Regions from separate parts of the Homo sapiens genome. Here all the other regions are linked to region 3. A link is a loop called in an ENCODE intact Hi-C map of the cell type or tissue named here. Cell type or tissue: dorsolateral prefrontal cortex. All regions are shown on one strand. Each heading gives the region's core, and the rest is flanking DNA. Links, peaks and the distances in the headings are about the cores only. Region 1 overlaps LOC105372316 (a long non-coding RNA gene). Region 2 has its middle 40 kb from the start of MIR1270. Region 3 holds the start of LOC102724427 (a long non-coding RNA gene).

Evidence for each region. Hi-C counts contacts between places; a loop is a spot of excess contacts. Peaks named below come from ENCODE experiments on the same cell type or tissue, not always from the same donor. Only the 100,000 strongest peaks of a DNase experiment are listed, where the experiment ranks them.
Region 1: a loop joins it to region 3, with 6 times the contacts of the local background. A loop is called at or near these places in 8 of 110 quality-filtered maps.
Region 2: a loop joins it to region 3, with 9 times the contacts of the local background. A loop is called at or near these places in 12 of 110 quality-filtered maps.

What each region holds. Positions count from the first base shown.
Region 1 is chr19:20,510,493-20,517,685 of GRCh38, reverse strand. All of the region lies in intron 2 of LOC105372316 (a long non-coding RNA gene), which reads right to left. Among named protein-coding and RNA genes, the nearest start is that of ZNF737, 52 kb to the left of the region's middle. In dorsolateral prefrontal cortex, for the core only: a CTCF peak has its summit at 3,945; no DNase peak of the experiment used is centred there.
Region 2 is chr19:20,356,140-20,363,332 of GRCh38, reverse strand. No RefSeq gene overlaps it. Among named protein-coding and RNA genes, the nearest start is that of MIR1270, 40 kb to the left of the region's middle. RefSeq lists an enhancer at 2,102-2,657. In dorsolateral prefrontal cortex, for the core only: a CTCF peak has its summit at 2,839 (motif pointing right); a DNase peak (open chromatin) is centred at 2,822; H3K4me3 peaks cover 406 bases; H3K27ac peaks cover 884 bases.
Region 3 is chr19:20,243,897-20,251,089 of GRCh38, reverse strand. All of the region lies in intron 1 of LOC105372310 (a long non-coding RNA gene), which reads left to right. It overlaps LOC102724427 (a long non-coding RNA gene), which reads right to left and starts at 3,527. Exons shown (of 3, transcript XR_936403.3): 1 at 3,391-3,527; 2 at 2,643-2,808. RefSeq lists an enhancer at 2,223-3,028. In dorsolateral prefrontal cortex, for the core only: CTCF peaks have their summits at 3,707 and 3,907 (motif pointing left); a DNase peak (open chromatin) is centred at 3,869.

The sequences.
Region 1 (7,193 bases), core at 1,154-6,153, 270 kb before region 3:
TTCTTGATACTCTGATTTTGGTTCTGATTCTGGTTTGGTGTAAACTGAAAAAGTGTGTGTGTGCCCTTTTTACCTGTTTTTGTTTTGTGGTGTGCATGTGGTGTAAGCGCAGTGTTTTGTCTCGAGGAAACATGGGTCAGGCACAAAGTAGGCCCACCCCACTAGGAGCTATGTTGAAAAATTTCAAAAAGGGATTTAAGGGAGACTATGGAGTTACTATGACACCAAGAAAACTTAGAACTTTGTGTGAGTTAGACTGGCCAGCATTAAAGGTGGGTTGGCCATCAGAAGGAAGCCTGAACAGGTCCCTTGTATTGAAGGTATGGCACAGTGTAACCTACAAGCCAGGGCACCCCGATCAGTTCCTGTATAAAGATTCTCGGTTAGAGCTAGTTTTGGACCCCCCACAGTAGTTAAGAGGACAGGCAGCAGCAGTACTAGTAGCAAAGGGACAGTTAGTTAAGGAAGGTTCTCACTCCACCTGCTGAGGGAAGCCGGCACCAAAAGCCCTGTCTGACCCAATACCAGAAGAATCATGGTCAGAATTGCAAGAGGAAGGGCTTCCCACTCCTGAGCCCACAGCACCCACACCTCCACCAGATAGCCACACTCCTAGACCACCCAGAGTAGACAAAAGAGGAAGTGAAGCCACGGGAGAAACTCCTCCCTTGGCAGCTCACTTACGGCCCAAGACTGGAATCCAAATGCCCCTGAGACAGCAGTGATATACTGGGGTAGATGAGGATGGACACATGGTGGAAAGGCGTGACTTTGTGTATCAACCTTTCACCTCTGCTGACCTCATCAATTGGAAAAATAATACTGCTGCTTACACTGAAAAGCCTCAAGCTTTAATTGACTTGCTCCAAACTATTATACACACTCATAATCCTACTTGGGCTGATTGCCACCAGCTGTTCATGTACCTCTTTGATGAAAGGCTAAGGGTGCTCCGGGTGGCAACTAAGTGGCCAGAGGAGCACATCCCAGTGGATTACCAAAATCCCCAAGAATATATAAGAATTCAGCTGCCAGGAACAGACCCCCAATGGGACCTGAACTAGTGACCAGACATGGAGAGGCTAAGACAGTACCATGATGCATGAATAGAAGGTCTAAAGAAAGGGGCTTAAAAGGCTACAAGTGTAAATAAGATCTCTGAGGTCATCCAAGAAAAAGAGGAGAGTCCAGCGCAATTCTATGAAAGACGGTGTGAGGCTTACAGTATGTACACTCATTTTGATCCAGATAGCCCTGAAAATCAGCACATGATCAACATGGCCTTAGTTAGTCAAAGCGTGGAAGATATCAGGAGAAAACTGCAGAAACAGGCTGGGCTTAAGTGTATGAATATCTCACAGTTACTGGAAATAGCCAATCAAGTGTTTGAATAGAGATGCAACAAGCCACAGAGAAAGCCGTAAGGAAGGTGAAAGCCAGGCCAGGCGAAACGCCAACTTACTGGCTGTGGCCATCAGGGGAATTCCCCCAAAAGGAGAGGGAAAGGGGGGTTCTGGGAATAATACCCTGTCTAATCACCCACGCTTGCAATGTAACCAATGCGCCTATTGTAAGAAAATGGGACATTGGAAAAATAAGTGTCCCCAACTGAAGGAAAAGCAACATGATTCAGAACAAAAGACCTCAGATAAAGATGAGGGAGCTTTATTCAATCTGGCTGAAGGGCTATTGGACTGAAGGGGACTGGGCTCAATCACCCCCAAGGAGCCCACGGTCAGGATTACAATTGGGGGCAAAGATATTAAGTTTTTGGTTGATACAGGTGTTGAACATTTGGTATTGACCACCCCGGTCACCCCCTTGTCCAAGAAAACCATTGATATAATCCGAGCAACAGGAGTTTCTACTAAGTAGACTTACTGTCTGCCACGGACCTACTCGGTGGCAAGACATGAAGTAGTTCACCAGTTCTTGTACATGCCTGGCTGTTCCTTGCCCTTGCTGGGAAGAGACTTGCTTAGCAAGCTGACAGCCACCATCTCCTTTACAAAACACGGCTCTTTACAGCTAAAGTTACTGGGAACAGGAGTTATCATTGTCCTTACAGTCCCCTGGGAAGAAGAATGGGAAGAGATACAACCAGCTCTAGCTGAGCGTTGGTCTTGAGAATGGACAGAGGATAATCCTCCAGGACTGGCGGCCAACCAAGCCCCCATACTCATAGAAGTTAAGCCTGGGCCCAACTGATTAGATGAAAGCAGTATCCCTTCCCAGGGAAGCTCTCGAAGGAATCCGGGTTCATCTCAGGTGCTTCAAAGCCTATGGAATTATAGTTCTTTGCCAGTGTCCATGGAACACCCCCCTCCTGCCAGTCCCTAAGCCAGGGACCAAGGACTACCAACCAGTACAGGACTTGCGCTTGGTCAACCAAGCTACAGTGACTCTGCACCCAACAGTTCCTAACCCTTACACGTTGTTAGGGCTGCTGCCGGCTGAGGACATCTGGTTTACCCATCTGGACTTAAAAGATGCCATCTGTAGCATCAGAATAGCTCCTGAGAGCCAGAAGCTGTTTGCGTTTCGGTGGGAAGATCTACAGTCAGGTGTCACTACTCAGTACACTTGGAACTGGCTTCCCCAAGGGTTCAAGAACTCCCTTACTATCTTCGGGGAGGCTCTGACTTGAGACTTGCAAAAGTTTCCTGCTAAAGACCTAAGCTATGTCTTGCTCCTGTACGTGGATGACCTTCTGCTGGGACACTCCATGGCAGTTGGGTGCTCAAAAGGGTTGATGCCCTGTTTCAGCACCTGGAGGACTGTGGGTATAAGGTGCCCAAGAAGAAATCTCAGATCTGCAGACAGCAGGTACGCTACCTGGGATTCACTATTTGGAAAGGGGAGCACAGCCTGTGGTCAGAAAGAAAGCAGGTCATCTGCAGCCTACCGGAACCTAAAACCAGAAGGCAAGTAAGGGAATTCCTGGGAGCTGTGGGGTTTTGCACATTATGGATTCCAAACTTTGCAGTGCTAGCCAAACCTTTGTACGGCATTACAAAGGGGGGCAACTGGGAGCCTTTTGAATGGGGGCCTCTACAACAGCAAGCCTTTTGTAAGTTAAAGGAAAAACTTACATTGGTCCCAGCCCTGGGACTACCAGATTTGACAAAGCCTTTTGCACTCTATGTGTCAGAAAGAGAAACAATGGCAGTTGGAGTTTTAACCCAGACTGTGGGGTCCTGGCCAAGGCCAGTGGCCTATCTCTCAAAACAACTAGATGGGGTCTCCAAAGGCTGGCCACCATGTGTAAGGGCCCTGGCAGCAACAGCCCTGTTAGCACAAGAAGCAGATAAACTAACCCTTGGGCCAAATCTGAATATAAAAGCCCCCATGCTGTGGTAACTTTGATGAACACCAAAGGACACCATTGGCTAACAAATGCTAGATTAACCAAGTACCAAAGCTTGCTATGTGAAAATCCCCACATAAACATTGAAGTCTGTAACACCCTAAATCCCACCACCCTGCTCCCAGTATCAGAGAGCCCAGTCGAGCATAACTGTGTAGAGGTGTTGGACTCAGTTTATTCTAGCAGACCTGACCTTAGGGACCAGCCATGGGCATCAGTAGACTTGGAGTTATATTTGGACGGGAGTAGCTTCATCAACCCACAAGGAGAAAGATGTGCAGAATATGCGGTGGTAACTTTGGATGCTGTCATTGAAACCAAACCATTGCCACAGGGCACTTCAGCCCAGAAGGCTGAGCTCACTGCTTTAACTCGAGCTCTAGAACTCAGTGAAGGTAAGACTGTAAATATCTACATTGACTCTAGACATGCCTTTCTAACCCTCCAAGTGCATGGAGCATTATATAAGGAAAAGGGCCTGTTAAACTCTGGGGGAAAGGACATAAAATATCAACAAGAAATTCTACAATTATTGGAGGCAGTGTGGAAACCTCAGAAGGTGGCAGTCATGCACTGCAGGGAATACCAGTGAGGCTCCACCTCAGTGGCCTTAGGAAACTCCCGAGCTGACTCAGAAGCTCGAAAAGCAGCATCTACCCCATACTAGGCATCAGTAGCAGCCCCCTTACTCCCTCAAATACCTGACCTGGTACCTACCTAAGAAAGAAAAAGACTTCTTCCACACAGAAGGGGGCAAGTAATAAAAGGAGGATGGATCAGACTGCCAGATGGGAGAGTAGCTGTGCTGCAGTTGCTGGGAGCCACAATTGTATTGGCCATGCATGAAACCACTCATCTAGGTCAAGAGTCATTTGAAAAATTGTTAGGCTGGTACTTCTACATCTCACGCTTCCCAGCCCTTGCCAAAGCAGTACCAAACAGTGCGTTACTTGCCGACAGCACAATATGAGGCAATGTCTCACTGTTCTGCCTGGCATACAAGCTTATGTAGCAGCTCCTTTTCAGGATCCTCAGGTGGATTTCACAGAAATGTGCAGGTAACAAGTATTTGCTGGTTCCTGTGTGTACTTACTCTGGGTGGGTGGAGGCTTATCCAAAAAGAACTGAAAAGGCCCCCAAGGTAACCTGTGTGCTTCTCTGAGATCTTATTCCTAGGTTTGGACTGCCCTTATGAATCGGCTCAGATAATGGGCCAGTGTTTGTGGCTGACTTGGTACAGAAGACAGCAAAGGCATTAGGAATCACTTGGAAGCTACATGCCACCTACCGACCTCAGAGTTCCGGAAAGGTCGAGCCAATGATTCGGACTATTAAAAATAGTTTAGGGAAAGTATGTCAGGAAGCAGGATTAAAGTGGATACAGGCCCTTCCTATGGTATTGTTTAAAATTAGATGCACTCCTTCTAAGAAAACAGGATACTCCCCTTATGAAATACTGTATCATAGACCTCCTCCTATACTATGGGGGCTTCCAGGCATTCCCTGAGAGTTAGGTGAAATTGAATTACAGTGACAGCTACAGGCTTTAGGAAAAATTACACAAACAATCTCAACTTGGGTAAATGAGAGATGTCCCATCAGCTTATTCTCCCCAGTTCACCTTTTCTCTCCAGGTGATTGCATTTGGATCAAAGACTGCAACATAGCCCCTTTGAGGCCACGGTGGAAAGGACCTCAGACCGTCATCCTGACCACCCCCACAGCTGTAAAGGTAGAAGGAATCCCAGCCTGGATCCACCACAGCTGTGTGAAACCTGCAGCCGCTGAAACCTGGGAGGCAAAACCGAGCCCGGACACCCCCTACAAAGTGACTCTGAGGAGGACGACAAGCCCTGCTCCAGTCACACCCAGAAGCTGACTGGTCTATGCACGGCCAAAGCATGAGGAGGATCATCGTGGGACTCATCTTCCTTATAATTTGGGCTTGTATAGTAAAAACTTCCACTGATTTTCCCCACATGGAGGACTGCTCTCAGTGTATACATCAGGTTACCGAGGTAGGGCAACAAGTTAAAACAATCTTTCTGTTCTATAGTTACTATGAATGTCTAGGGACTTTAAAAGGAACATGCTTATATAATGGCACTCAGTACAAGGTATGTAGCCCAGGAAAAGACTGGCCAGATGTGTGTTATGACCGTTCTGAGCCTCCCATGTCCACAGTTTTTTAACAAAGATTAAGGACTGAAGTCTGGTGGGGACTCATAAATGATACAAGTAAAGTATTGACCACAACAGAATAAAAAGGGGTGCCCAAACGCATAATCTTGAGATTTGATGCCAGTGCTGTCATTAATAGCAATAAGTTAGGAAGGCAAGGTCGCTCTTTTAGTTGGGAAAAAGGCTATATGACTGAAAAAAAGTACATTTGTCATGAATTAGGATTGTGTGGCAATGAATGTGGATATTGGTCTTGTGTCACTTGGGCAACTTGGATAAAAAATGAAAAGGATCCAGTCCACTTTCAGGAAGGAAAAAATAGCCTTTCCTGTATTAAGGGAAAATGTAACCCCACAGAGCTAGTAATAACAAATCCCCTTGATCCTCACTGGAAAAAAGAGGAGTGTGTGACCTTAGGAATTGACGGGTCTGGATGGGATCCTCAAGTAAATATCTTAGTTTGAGGAGAAGTTTACAAACGCTCTCCTGAGACAGTGTTTCAAACTTCCTATGATGAACTAAATGTACCAGTACCAAAAATTCCCAGAAAAACAAGAAATTTGTTTTTGCAATTATCTGAGCACATAGCCCAGTCTCTCAATAACACTTCATGTTATGTGTGTGGAGGAACTGTAATGGGAGATCATTGGCCATGGGAAGCCCAAGGATTAGTACCTATAGACCCAGTTCCTGTTGAATTCCTGGCTCAAAAGAATCACCCTGATAATTTCTGGGCCCTAAAAGCCTCAATTATTGGACAATATTGCATAGCTAGAGAAGGAAAATAATTCACTCATCCCATAGGACAACTTATTTGTCTGGGACATAAATTGTATAATGGTACCACAAAAACAGTCACTTGGTACAGTTCAAATCACACAGAAAGGAATCCATTTAGTAAATTCCCAAAGTTGCAAACCGTGTAGACCCACCCAGAGTCCCACCAGGACTGGACAGCCCCCACTGGATTATACTGGATATGTGGGCATAGAGCTTATGCCAAATTACCCAACCAGTGGGCAGGTAGTTGTGTTATTGGCACTATTAAACAATCTTTCTTCCTATTGCCCATAAAGACAGGTGAACTCCTGGCTTCCCTGTCTATGCTTCTCATGAAAAGAGAAGCATAGCCATAGGGAATTGGCAAGATGATGAATGGCTCCCTGAGAGAATCACACAATATTATGGGCCTGCTACTTGGGCACAATACGGCTCGTGGGGATACTACAACCCCATTTACATGCTCAACCAAATGATATGGTTACAAGCTGTCTTAGAAATAACCACTAATAAAACTGGCAGAGCCTTGACTATTCTGGCCTGGCAAGAAACTCAGATGAGAAATCCTACCTATCAAGATAGATTGGCTCTCGACTACTTACTAGCAGCTGAAGGAGGGGTCTGTGGGAAATTTAACCTTACTAATTGAGGTCTACACATAGATGACCAAGGGCAAGTAATTGAAGACATAGTTAGAGATATGACAAAACTGGCACATGTGCCTGTGCAAATGTGGCATGGATTTGATCCTGGTGCCAAGTTTAGAAAATGGTTTCCAGTGCTAGGAGCATTTAAAACTGTTATAATAAGAGTTATAATAGTAATAGGAACCTGCTTACTGCTCCCTTGTTTGCTACCTGTACTT
Region 2 (7,193 bases), core at 800-5,799, 110 kb before region 3:
GTTTTTATTAGACAGACAAGGGGAGGGGGTCCCATGATGGGATCATTCAGATGCCCACCTGGCCACTCCCCCTTGGGGGACTTGGGCTCCTCTTAGTACTGGCAGGCTGGTATAAACCCCCGGCTCAGATCAAGCTATGCCTCTTAAGCCTTACGAGGTCACCATGGAACCACAGGTGAGGGCCCACTCAAGCTGTGTAGCTTTCGCCATGGAGCTACAAACTGGAAGACAAGCACAAGCCCTTGTCTTCCACAATCACCCAATCACTCACCATTCACACAGAGTTTATAACAGTTTTGTTTGTTTTTTTTTTCCCGGAGATCTCCAAGAAACCTGAACAAGAGAAGGATGAGAAATAGAAAAAGGGAGAGGGAGAGTGAGAGTGAGAAAGAGAGCAGAGAGTGAGACTAGTCTTTAATGAGACAGAGAGAGAAAGACAGAGAGAGAGAGAGAGAGACTGGCCTGCCAGAAACCAGGACTCAGTCCCCCAGCACCTGGGATATGGACTGAGTCCAGGGCAAAGTCAAGCCTGACTTACCTGACCCCAGGGTCAGAAGTTGAGGACTCAGAGGTGGAATTTTGTGGGCAAACACACGGTAGTCAATCTGCTCTCCTCCGGAAGATGGTCACTTTTAACGGACCTGGAAAAATTTTTCAGGTGGCACCCCCCAATAAGCCAGCCATCTGTCTGGGGGAGCCTGGAGAAAGCCCGGCTCTCACCCGGTGGGGAATATATCTCGCTGGGGCCTCCAAATGTTATACCCGAGCGAGTTAGAAAAACGCCACACTTTGAGATGAATTAAGAGTCCTTTATTTAGCCTGTGGCCAAAGAGATGACTAACACTCAAAATTCTCTCGGCCATGAGGAGGGGGCTTGATTTTCTTTTATACTTTGGTTTAGGAAGGGGAGGGGAGCTCAAATGCAACAATTCTACAGAAGTAAAAACATGCAAAAATTAAAAGGACAAATGATTACAGAGAAACAGACAATTTAAAAGACAAATGTTTACAGAAAAGCAACGGTAGCAGGTGCGGGGGCTCTAAATCCTTCATAAGATGTTAGATATGGGTGCTATGCCGGACACAGACTCAAGGCTTTGTGGTGTTATCTTTTGAGCAAGATCCTGGGAACTTCATACATTGTTTGTTTCAGTACCTTATCAGTTAATTGGACTCTTTTGATATGTTGAGAATCTGTTTACACAAGTTAACTCCTTGAAGAAGGGGGTGGGTAAGGAGTCCTTAACGTCTTATAAATCAAGGGGGCCAGATGGAGTTTGTCTAGCTTTCTCAGCTAAGGGAGAGTTTTTGGTTTGTTTGTTTGTTTGTTTGAGACGGAGTCTGGCTCTGTTGCCCAGGCTGGAGTGCAGTGGTGTGATCTCGGCTCACTGCAAGCTCCACCTCCCGGGTTCATGCCATTCTCCTGCCTCAGCCTCCCCAGTAGCTGGGACTACAAGTGCCCACCACCACGCCTGGCTAATTTTTTGTATTTTTAGTAGAGACGGGGTTTCACCATGTTAGCCAGGATGGTCTCGATCTCCTGACCTCGTGATCCGCCCACCTAGGCCTCCCAAAGTGCTGGGATTGCAGGCGTGAGCCACCGCACCTGGCCCAGGGAGGGTTTTATTCATGTGGAAACAAGGCTAGGTGATTAAGGGAGAAAAAGGGGGAGTCTAAAAACAGGGTTAGTAAAAACAAGGTTGGGCATTACGGGCAAAGCAGTTGTCACTACAGATTGAATGAATTACCTTCATCCACAGGTTTCTGGGTTAAGGATTTTTGATAGGAAGGCTACAGGTTGTCAGTGACCTCAGTGCTTTCGGGCTGCGCCCTTGTTTACACTGACAACAAGGTGGTATTAGAGTGTTATAGAGTCACGGAGAAGACCTTCAATTATCAATTATAGGCTTTAAATTTACCCTGGCTTTTAAAGAAATAGGGTACACTGTTTTTTCTTTACTACTTCTTTCTTTCTCTCTTTGACTTTCTGTCTCTCTCTCTGACTCCCTCTTTGTCTCTGTCTCTTCCTCTCTCTCTCTCTGCCTCTCTTTCTCTCTCTTTCCCCTCTGTCTTTCTCTCTGTCTCATCTCTCTTCTGGTCTTTCCGTGCCTCTCCCAGATGCTTATGCTGCTGTTCTGTCCTCTCCTTCTCCTTCCCCTAGGGGAGGGACCAGCGGGAGTGGAGCTACTCTTTCTTCCCCCAAGATAAAAGGAAAGGGGGGTTGTGTGAGGTTCAACCCTTGAAATTAGCAGAAGCCTCAACCCCTCAAACCAGGGCTGTCTCACCTTGCCTGTCCCGGAAGTCTCAACCCCTGACACCAGAAATGTCTCTCCTTGCCTGTCCCAGAAAGTTAACCTGTTTCCTCCCTTTCCCCCTCTTTCCTTGCGCACTTCCCATTCGTGTTGTTCTCTCTGGCTGCTCCCCCAAGGGAGAATTAGGCCCCTCTTAGTGTTGGCATGTCAGAATAAATCTCATGGCAGGATCCACCCTAAGTCATATGAGGTAGCTACGGAACCACAGAGAGGACCCACTCACTCCATTCAGCAGTAGGACTTGTCACCATCCACACGAACAACATCGCAAGCAGGGTTGTTTGTGATCAATCACGCACAAACACATTTAGCTCTCCAGAATTTGACCACCAATGAAGTACTTTTCTGGCTCCCGCAGCTTCTCCTTCCTGGGTCTGTGCACAGAGTTGTTGCCACAGTATATGAGGATCCTTTAAGCTAGGTTACTGGCCAGTTTTTTTTTCCCCTCGTTGCTGAGAGCTCCGGTTATTTTTCCCACTGAGTGGGTCTGGATTTCTCACCCCTGAGGCCACCACAAGGGGGCAGGGCAAACCTCCTCATGAGAGAGAACCAGAGACCACCCCTGGAGGGGAATGTAATCACAAGCGAACCCCCAAATTGTTATAAATAAAATTTCTGTGCCGCAAAAGAAATAGCACTCGAATATAAAATTTTCTTTTTAATTCTCAGCAAGGCAAGGTAATTCTATAGAAGGGTGTGCCTTTACAAATGGAGCAATGGTGAGTGCACACCTGGACAAGGGAGGGAAAGGGGTTCTTATCCCTGACGCGCATGGCCCCTGTTGCTGTGTCGTTCCCCTATTGGCTAGGGTTAGACTGCATAGGCTAAACTAATTCCACTTAGCTAATTTAAAGACAGTGATTGGGTGAGTGGTTTGGCGGGAAAAAAAATGGTTATGTGGGGAAAAAATGAGTCAGGGCAGAGCAGGTAGCAGGTAATGGGAATGAGTCAGGTTGGAGCAGGTGATTGAAATGAGTCAGGTGGAGCAGGTAATTGAAAAAGTTTGCTTTACGAGGAAGTTAAGTTTATAAGTAGAAGGCAAAGAATTGAACATACTGACATATTGACTCTTTGAAAAGACATTTAGAACTCATATCTAACAGTACCACGTTTCACCACATATAATTTAGCATTAAACTAAGAAATCAAGACAAGATACAGAACCGAGATAGTCACTGTCACAAATTTACCCTGCAAAAAGAGAAACGGATAGTTTGACGAATCTATGTTACTCATCAATTATCTACCACATTTTCCAGTGGAAATACATTCATTTTCTACAGTCAAAATGGAAGAAAGATCTTCTGTATTCTGTTTTTGTTTTGTTTTGTTTTTTTGAGACAGAGTCTCATTCTTTTGCCCAGTCTGGAGTGCAGTGGTACGATCTCGGCTCACTGCAACCTCCGCCTCCCAGGTTCAAGCAATTCTCTGCCTCAGCCTCCTGAGTATCTGAGATTACAGGCTTTCACATGCGTCCATGTGAAGAGACCACCAAACAGGCTTTGTGTGAGCAATAAAGCTTTTTAATCACCTGGGTTCAGGTGGGCTGCGTCTGAAAATGGAGTCAGCAAAAGGAGATAGGGGTGGGGCCATTTTATAGGATTTGGGTGGGTAGTGGAAAATTACAGTCAAAGGGGGTTTTTCTCTTGTGGGCAGGGGCGGGGGTAACAAGGTGCTCAGTTGGGAAGCCTCTGAACGAAGAGAAGGAATTTCACAAGATAATGTCACCAGTTAAGGCAGGAACCGGCCATTTTCTCTTTTGTGATTCTTCACTTGCTTCAGGCCATCTGGATGTATACGTGCAAATCACAGGGGATACAATGACTTAGCTTGGGCTCAGAGGCCTGACGCAGGCCTCCACCACCATGCCTGGCTAACTTTTCTATTTTTAGTAGAGATGGGGTTTCACTATCTTGGCCAGGCTGGTCTTAAACTCCTGACCTCGTGATCCACCCACCATGACCTCCCAAAGTGCTGGGATTACAGGCTTGAGCCATCATGCCTGGCCAAAGGCCCAGTTAGTTTTTGTTTTATGCTTCATGAAGGATACAAAAGTATTTGAAGCCGAATTCACCAAGCAGAAGAAAGGATATCAGAGTTTGAATAGCACCTTGTCAAAATTAGGCATGCAGGCAAGATTAAGGAAAAAAGAATAATAAGAAACAAATAAAGCCTCTGAAAAATATGGTGTTCTGTTCAGGAAACTCATGAGGGGAGAAAGAAAGACACACACACAATACCTTTAAGGGTAAAGAAGCTTTATCTTATGTAAATGGCAATGCAGATATAATAAGCAAATTGATATAATAAGAAAATTGCAATGGAAAGGGGAGAAGGGAAAAGTGATATATATACACACACACACACATATATACACACACATGACCACACACACGTATATGTATATATGTATATATGTATTATGTATATATGTATATATGTATATATGTATTATGTATATATGTATATATGTATATATGTATATGTATATATGTATATGTACATATATGTATATATACCTATATATGTATATATGCACATACGTATATACGTATATATGTATATATGCACATACGTATATATGTATATATACATATACGTATATACATATATGTATATACGTATATGTACATATATGTGTGTGTATATATGTGTGTGTGTGTGTGTGTGTGTATGTTTACACTCACCAGACTATGGAGGATTCCTCACCAGACCAGGAAGCAACAGTATGGGCTCCAGAGTCAGACAAAAACACTCATCAGACTATGGAGGATTCACCACCACACCGGGAAGTGATAGCCTGGGCTCCAGAGTCGGACACTCAACCGTGCACAGATGAGGAGAGGTCTCCTGAAGCTAGGGCAGTCTGCGGCCCTAGCTCTTTTTGTAACAACTTGTTTGGCATGAGGCCCAGTCACGAGGGCCCTTTGTGAATGGGCTCCAGGAACACAAATAGGTGAACTTGTTTTTTTGCAATTGTCTATTGTTTTTCAATAACTAACGTAGAGGAATAGATTAAAATAGAGATGTAAAAGTAAAGTAGAGGTTTCTCTTCAAAGACTTTCCTCCCCATCTAATTAGGAGTAAATAGTAACTTCTCTTAGAAGTAAAATGTATTGAAAGACCTGTGCTAATATTCTTAAATATCTGCTAGCCATAATAAAGAAATCAATGTACTTTATGTTCTTAGCTCCCACTGTTTAGCCTAAATATTTGCTCTGGCATGTTTATACTGGTCCAAGCAAGCATTAGGTCATAGCCTGTTCCTCTTCCTTATTTGAAGGTGTTTTTACCTTTCTCAGCATTCTACAAGTTACTTCCTCCTTCCTCTGTTCTCCTCTGCGTTTGCCTCTTTTAAAAAGTTCTACATTGCTAGCCAATCGAGACAAATACAGAATGTGAGGTCCAGTCCCAGCCAGTGAAAACAACACAGGAGTAGAGTTGATGCATCTGGTTATAAGTGACCCTGTCTCCTTTGTTCGGTGTACACTCATGGCAAAACTGCTGGTAAGTGTACCCTTTCTGCAGAAAGTAAAAATGGCCTTACTGAGTAAATTAAATTTATGTTCAAGTGCTATTTCTTTATGGCACCAAGGAACAAGCATTTCAAACAGAGATTTCTCAAAAATAGTGCTGGATGAATGCCTCAAGGGGCTCACATAACCTGTCCCAGGACTTGGTAACCATTGTTTGTGTCCATGTTCAATTGAGTTGAAATTTAACGTTTAATATTTTCTCCACAAATTCTCCTGTATTGATGAATGGGCTCTGTCTAGGCAAAGGGCAAGGTGAACGCCTTAGGCCATTACACAATCTCTGCCTACTAGGTTCAAGTGATTCTCCTGCCCCAGCCTCCGGAGTAGCTGGGACTACAGGTGTGTACCACCACACCTGGCTAATTTTTTGTATTTTTATTTATTTATTTATTTTTTTGAGACAGAGTTTCACTCTTGTTGCCCAGGCTGGTGTGCAGTGGCACGATCTTGGCTCACTGCAACCTCTGCCTCCTGAGTTCAAGTGATCCTCCTGCCTCAGCCTCCCGAGTAACTGGGTTTACAGGCGCCTTCCACCATGCTGGTCTTGAATTCCTGTCCTCAAACTCCTGACCTCAGGTGATCCATCTGTCTCGGCCTCCCAAAGTGCTGGGATTACAGGGGTGAGCCATGGCACCTGGCCACCATGGCATTTTTGATCCAGGTGTTTCTTGCCAAGAACCCACAAGTCTCTACAAGTCTCCTGGCATATCCCCACCCCCAGACACTGAATCTGCAGCAGCAACCTGTTTTCTCCACCACCCTAAGGTTCTGAGCCACCTGTTTAATCTCATCTGCCTGCATGCACACCGAAATCAATCAGAGTACATTTCCACCTGGGCCACTATCTGTAGCCAAAATCAGTTCATACACCTGCATTGTACTCTCCCACGCAGGGATTTTTTTTTTTCTTTTAGCTTTTATTTCTGGTTTGGTGTACACATGTAGGTTTGTTATATAGCTAAAATTATGTCATGAGGGTTTGGTGTGCAGATTATTTTGTCACTGAGGTACTACCCATAGCACCAAACAGGTATGTTTTCTGATCCTCTGAGTCCTCCCACCCTCCACCCTCAACTAGGCCTCAGTGTCCATTGTTCTCCTTTTTGTGTTCATGTGTTCTTATTACTTAGCTCTTACTTAAAAATAATAGCATGCATTTGGTTTTCTGTTTCTGCATTAGTTTTCTGTTTTTGTTGTTGTTGTGCTGTTTTGTCCTTTTTTTTTGAAACCGAGTCTCGCTCTGTCACCCAGGCTGGAGTGCAGTGGCGCGATCTCTGCTCACTGAAAGCTCCGCCTCCCAGGTTCACGCCATTCTCCTCCCTCAGCCTCCGGAGTAGCTGGGACT
Region 3 (7,193 bases), core at 1,493-6,492:
ACTTTATAGTAATAAAAACAGAATAGACTGTGCTGAAAAAAATAAACAAAAAAGTGCAACAGAAACTATTACTCTCACACATATCAGACCTGATGCAAAAAGATAACATGAAAAATAATTTTAGTTTCTCTAAATAATGCAAATAGATATTTGCATATCTGCAAAACAATGGAAAAGCAGCCAGATTGTGCAGTCTCTTTTTCGTTTGTCTTGTTTTGTTTTTTTGTGATGGAGTCTCACTCTGTTGCCCAGGCTGGGGTGCAATGGCACGATCTTGGCTCACGGCAAGCTCCGTCTTCTGGGTTCAAGTGATTCTTTGGCCTCAGCCTCCCAAGTAGCTGTGATTATAGGTGCCCAACAACCCCCCTGGCTAATTTTTGTATTTTTAGTAAAGACGAGGTTTCACCATGTTGGTCAGGCTAATCTCGAATTTCTGACCTCAGGTGATCCACTGCCTTAGCCTCCCAAAGTTCTGAGATTACAGGCATGAGCCAATGTGCCCAGCCTGTGCAGTCTCTTATATGCCATGAAGAGGACTTTGGCTCTCACTGTGAACTTGAAGGAAGCTCACCAAAAGAAAAGTGGAATCCTTAGAGAATTTAAAATCATAAGACAGAAGATGCCCCTTTGTAGGAGCAAAATTAAATAAATAAATAAACAAATAACACAGCTGCCCAGGAACTATTTCCTTTGGAACACAGCTTCCTGAATCACATTTTAAAAACTTGCTTTCTCATTGACCTTGGGACCTCTTATCTCTGTCGTCTCTTGTATTCATTTTCACTCACACCTACTTGGGGGTTTGGCAATCATCTCATGTCTCTTCATAGTCAAGGGTTTTTTTCCTTGCTCCAGACAGGTGATCAGGTCTGGCTTAGGACAACAATACCTGTTTTATTAAAAATAAATAACATGAGTCTTGCTCATATTCTCCAATTATAAGCACATTACTAAATGTGCTCAGCAGAGCAGATATAATAAAATATTCTAGTAAATTAATACCAAAATACTAATTCATAACAGAAATTTATAAATATTTAGAAAATACTTTCAGCCAGGTGCAGTGGCTCACACCTGTAATCCTAGCACGTTGGGAGGCTGAGGTGGTGGATAACCTGAGGTCAGGAGTTCAAGACCAGCCTTACCATCATAGAGAAACCCCATCTCTACTAAAAATACAAAAAATTAGCCGGGCATGGTGGCACAGGCCTCTAATCCCAGCTACTCAGGAGGCTGAGGCAAGAGAATTGCTTGAACCCAGGAAGTGGATGTTGTGGTGAGCGGAGATCATACCATTGCACTCCAGCCTGGGCAACAAGAGTGAAACTCTTCAAAAAAAAAAAAAAAAAAAAGGAAAAAAAAAGAAGGAAAGAAGAAAGAAAGAAAGAGAGAAAGAGAGAGAGAAAGAAAGAAGAAAGAAAGAGAAAGAAAGAAACAAAGAAACAAAGAAGGAAAGAAAGAAAGAAAGAAAGAAAGAAAGAAAGAAAGAAAGAAAGAAAGAAAGAAAGAAAGAAAGAAAAAGAGAAAGAAAGAAAAAAAAAGGAAGGAAGAATACTTTCAATATGCCGGTTTCTTAATTTTACTATCTGGTACTACTGAATCAAAAATTGGTGGTGGCAATTAGATTTTCAGGTGGGGCAACAATATTTTATGCCACTAAGTTTCTGGAATTACCACTAATTTAGAGTGAAGAATACAGCTCAACTCAGGAATGTGGAAAGTCTGGATTAAGATGAAACATCTTGAAGAAATTCTTTTCTAAATGAACAAATTCTGAAGATTTTCTGGAAAAAGTGGATCTGAAACTCTTTTATGAAAAGAATAAATTACTAAAAAAATTCTGCAAAAAAAGAGAAATAAAATCTTTAGGGTATATTATGAATTATGTATTCAGGTTATCCTCACCAAGGAAGACCAGGTTTCTGTGGTTCTCTAAAATCACATCCCTATATAAATTCCACTGTGCAGTGTCCAGGCAATGCCACTCCTCCAGAGAGAATTCTGTGGCCACATCCCTAAATTGCAGTGGTCCCTGAAACACACACACACACACCTTTACTTAAATGGCCATGAGCAGAATTTTCAATTTGACTTAAGGTGAAATGCGAGCATAAAGAGAACTGGTTCTGACTTATAGGATGACTAAAATTATCCAATAAAATAGTTTTCAACACAGAAATATTCTCTAATATATTCTCTAACTCTGAGAAAAAAGAGCAGCATAAGATCCGCCACATCGGTTCATATATATTTTTCTAGATAATAAAGTATAAAATTGAGGGCATGAACAAGAACACATACAGTTTTGAGTGCTATATTTACATCATACAGAATGAGTTGTGAATATTTTTCTGTGGGGAAAAGAAAGAGAGATCAGATTGTTAATGTGTCCATATAGAAAGTAGACATAAGAGACTCCATTTTAATCTGCAACCCTATCCCCAGCCCTGTGCTCCCTGAGACATGTGCTGTGTCAACTCAGGGTTAAATGGATTAAGGGCTGTGCAAGATGTGCTTTGTTAAACAAATGCTTGAAGGCAGCATGCTCCTTAAGAGTCATCACCACTCCCTAATCTCAAGTACCCAGGGACACAAACACTTCTCAGAATCACTTTGCAGGGGTTGTCTGGGCTCAGTCTCACCTCCCAGGTTTCAGAGGCTGCAGGTTTTATTCAGCTATGGTGGATCCAGGCTGGGATTCCTTCTACCTTTACAGCTGTGGGGGGGTGGTCAAGATGATGGTCTGGGCTCCTTTCCACCGTGGTCGCAAGGGGGATGTGTTCCAATCTTTGATCCACACTCAATCACCTGGGGAGAAAGGGTGAATTGGGGAGAATAAGCTGATGGGGCACCTCTCATTTACACAGGCTGAAATTGTTTGAGTAAATTTCCTAAGGCCTGTAGCTGTAGCTGTCACTGTAACTCAATTTCACCTAACTCTTGTGGAGTGCCTGGGAGTCCCTGTAATATAGGAAGGGGCCTATGATATAATATTTCATAGGGAGAATATCCTGTTCTCTTTGAAGGGTTGCATCAATCTTGAACAGTACCAGGGTTAAAAGTACCGCTTTAATCCTGTTTTCTGACATACTTTCCCTAAACTGTTTTTGATTGTCTGATTCATCCACTCCACCTTTCCGAACTCTGCGGTTGGTAGGCTGCATGCAGTGTCCATGTGATCTCCTATACCTTTGATGTTTACTGTACCAAGTCAGCCACACATGCTGGCCTGTTGTCCAAGCTGATCCATAAGGGCAGTCCAAACCTGGGAATAAGATCTTGAAGAAGCACACGGGTTGCCTCATGAGCTTTCTCAGTTCATGTTGGATAAGCCTCTACCCACCCAGAGTAGGTACCAGGTACAGAGTAGAACTAGTAAATACTTATTACCTCCACGCTTTGGCATTTCTGTGAAGTTCACTTGGAGATCTTCAAAGGGGGCTGCTCCATATGTCTGTATACCTGGCAGAACGGCTGGACCCTGTCTTGCATTGTGCTGTCGGCAGATAACACATCGCTGCGCTACTGTTTTGGCAAGAGCTGATAAATGGGAGATGTAAAAATACCGGCCTAACAACTTTTCAAGTGATTCCTGACCTAGATGGGTAGTTAAATGCACAGCCAGTACAACCTCTGCTCCAAGTAGCTGTGGCACAGCTATTCTCCCATCCGATACCTGGATCCATCCTTCCTTTATTACCTGTCCCCCTTCCACTTGGAAAAAGTTTTTTTCTCCCTTAGAATAGGTAGGTAAAAGTTCAGGTTCTTGAGGGAGAAAGGGGGCTGTGATTGATGCCCGGTAAGGGGTGGATGCTGCCTTTTGAGCCTCCGAGTCCACTCAGGAGTTCCCTAAAGCAACTGTAGTAGGAGTTCACTGGTGTCCTCTGCAGTGCGTGACTGCCATCTTCTGGGGCTTCCACACTGCCTCTAATAATTGCAAGATTTCTTGCTGATACTTTATATCTTTTCCCCCAGAGTTTAACAGGCCTGTTTCTTTATATAATGCTTTATGCACTTGGAGGGTTAAAAAGGCATATCGAGAGTCAGTGTAAATGTTCACAGTCTCACTTAGCTCTAGGGCCCAAGTTAAAGCAATGAGTTCGGCCTCCTGGGCTGAAGAACCCTGGAGGCAATTATTTGGCTTCAATAAAAGCATCCAGAGGTGCATATCCTGCACACCTCTCTCCTTGTGGGTTGATGAAGCTGCTCCCATCCACATATAACTCCAAGTCTACTGATGTCCAAGGCTGGTCCCATAGGTCAGGTTTGCTAACCTGAGCAAACTGAGTGCAACACCTCTATATAGTTATGCTCAACAGGGCTCTCTGATACCGGGAGCAGGGTGGTGGGGTTCAGGCTGTTACAAACTTCAATGGTTATGCAGAGACTTTTACAGAGCAAGCTTTGGTACTTGGTTAGTCTAGCGTTCGTTAGCCAATGATATCCTTTGGTATTCATTAAAGTCACCACAGCATGAGGTGTTTTATGTTTAGGTTTTGCCCAAGAGTTAATTTATCTGTTTCTTGTGCTAGCAGGGCAGTTGCTGCTAAGGCTCTCAAACACGGGGGCCAAACTTTAGAAACCCTGTCCAGTTGTTTAGATAGGTAGGCCACCAGCCTTAGCCAGGGCCCCACAGCCTGGATCAAAACCCCAATTGCCATTTTTTCTCTCTCTGACACATATAGTGTAAATGGCTTTGACAGGTCAGGCAGACCCAGGGCTGGGGCTGACATGAGTTACTCTTTTAATTCATGGAAGGCTTGCTGCTGTTGAGACCCCCATTCAAAAGTTTCCTGGATGCCCCCCTTTGTGACTTGGTACAGAGGTTTGGCCAGTACTGCAAAGTTTGGGATCCATAACCTGCAGATCCCCACAGCTCCTAAGAACTCTCTCACCTGCCTCCTGGTCTTAGGTTCTGGTAGGTTGCAAATGACCTGCTTTCTTTACAGTAAGCACACCGGTTACGCTGCAGACGTGGTCAGTCAGACTGTGTGTTTTCCCCGGGGTCCCCCATTCCTCAGCCCTTTGGGGGAACCCCTTTAATAGCTGTGGCTGGCAGGTCAGCATTTCACCGGGCTTGGCGCTCACTTTCTTTACGGCTTTCTCTACGACCCGTCGCATCTCTATTCACAAACGCCTGATTGGCTATTTCTAATAACTGAAGTGTTCATACCTGCAAACCCAGTCTGTTTCTGAAGCTTTCTTCTAATATCTTCGGCGCTTTGACTAACTAAAGCCACATTAATCATGCACTGATTTTCAGGGCTATCTGAATCAAAGGGAGTATACATACGATATGCCTCACATAGTCTCTCATAAAATTGTGCTGGACTCTCTTCTTTTCCTTGAATGACCTCGGAGACTTTGTTAACATTTGTGGCCTTCTGGGCTCCCTTTTTTAACCCTTCTAGGAGGGCCTCCCTATATCATTTTAGTCTTTTCATGTCTGGCCCTTCATTTGGGTCCCACTGGGAGTCTGTTCCTGGTAATTGGAACCTTACATACTCTTGGACATTTTGGTAATTGGCCAGAGCATGTTCCTCCAGCCACTTAGTTGCTGCCTGGAGCACCCTTCACCTTCCATCTGTGTTAAAGAGGTACATGAGCAGTTGGTGGCAATCAGCCCAAGTAGGGTTATGAGTCTGGATAATAGTTTGGAGCAAATCAAAGCTTGAGGCTTTTCAGTATAAGATGGGGTATTGTTCTTCCAATTGAGGAGATCAGCAGAGGTGAAAGGTTGATACACAAAGGCATGACTTTTTACCACATGCCTGTCCTCATCTACTCCAGTATATCACTGCTCCCTCAGGGGCATCTGTGTTCCAGTCTTAGGTCCTAAATGAGCCACCAAGGGAGGGGTTTCTCCCATGGCTTCACATCCTCTCTTGTTTACTCTGGGTGGTCTAGGGGTGTGTGTGTCCTGTGGAGGCACAGGTGCTGTGGGCTCAGAAGTGGGGGTCTCTCATCTCGATAAGGGGGAGGCATCACTGGTGCCATTTCCTGCCATGAGTCTTCTGATATGGGGTCAGACAGAACTTTAGGAACCGACTTCCCTCGATGGGTGGAGTGGGATTCTTCTTGGCTACCTGTCCTTTGCCACTAACACTGCTGCTGCCTGTCCTCTCAACCACTGTGGGGGGGTCTAAAACTAGCTGTAACCAAGTGTCTATGTACGGGAACTGGTCTGGGTATCCTGGCTTACAAGATATCTTGTGCAATACCTTTGAAACAAGGGACCTGTCCAGGCTTCCTTCTGATGTCCAACCCACTTCTAATGCTGGCCAATCTATTTCACATAAAGATCTAAGTTTCTCTGGTGTCATGGTAACCCCATAGTCTCCTGTAAATCCCTTCTTGAAATTTTTCAGCATAGTTCCAAGTGGGGTAGGCTTACTTTGTGTCTGACCCATTTTTCTCTAGAGACAAGACAAAACTCACACTACAAGAAGGAAAGGGTAAAAGGTCACACACTTGCCTAATTCACACTGTATCAAAATCAAAACCAAAACCATGGTGCCAAGCAATTTAAGCCAAGACAAAATCAAAACCAAAACCAAAATGCCGATAAAGGCACGTCATGGGTGATCAGGCCATGCTTCCCCTCAAATGGAGTGAGCAAGTTTCTAAGACCGGTCTTACCATGTTCCAGATGTCCAGACTCAAGTTGCCAGTTCCTTCCCAGTGTTCAGCCACTGCATTGATCCTCCACAGGGGCCTCCCATGCACTGCACTGACAAGGCATTCCACCAGGGCAATTGCCTACCTGGGAGCACTCTCAGGATCCGTGTCTCTCAGGCTGGCTGGAGTCCCCTACGGGGATGCTCCACAGGACAGGCCTAAGTCACCTAAAAGACTGCCTTGACCAACCACTAATCACCTCACTTCCCAGTCAGGGAACCAAGAAATGTAGCAGGACGAGCCACAGACAAACTCCTCAGACACCAGGTTAAAGAAGGAAGAGGCTTTATTCGGCCAGGAGCATCAGGAGACTTGCGTCTCAAAAGCCGGCTCCCTGAGACAGAAATTTCTGTCCCTTTTAAGGGCTTACAACTCTAAAGGAGTCCACGTGAAAGGGTCATGATTGATTGAGCAAGCATGGGGTACATAACTGAGCGTGTATGCATCGGTAATCCGGACAGAACAGAAAATTTCACAATGCTTCCTCATACAATGCCTGAAATCTATGGATAATA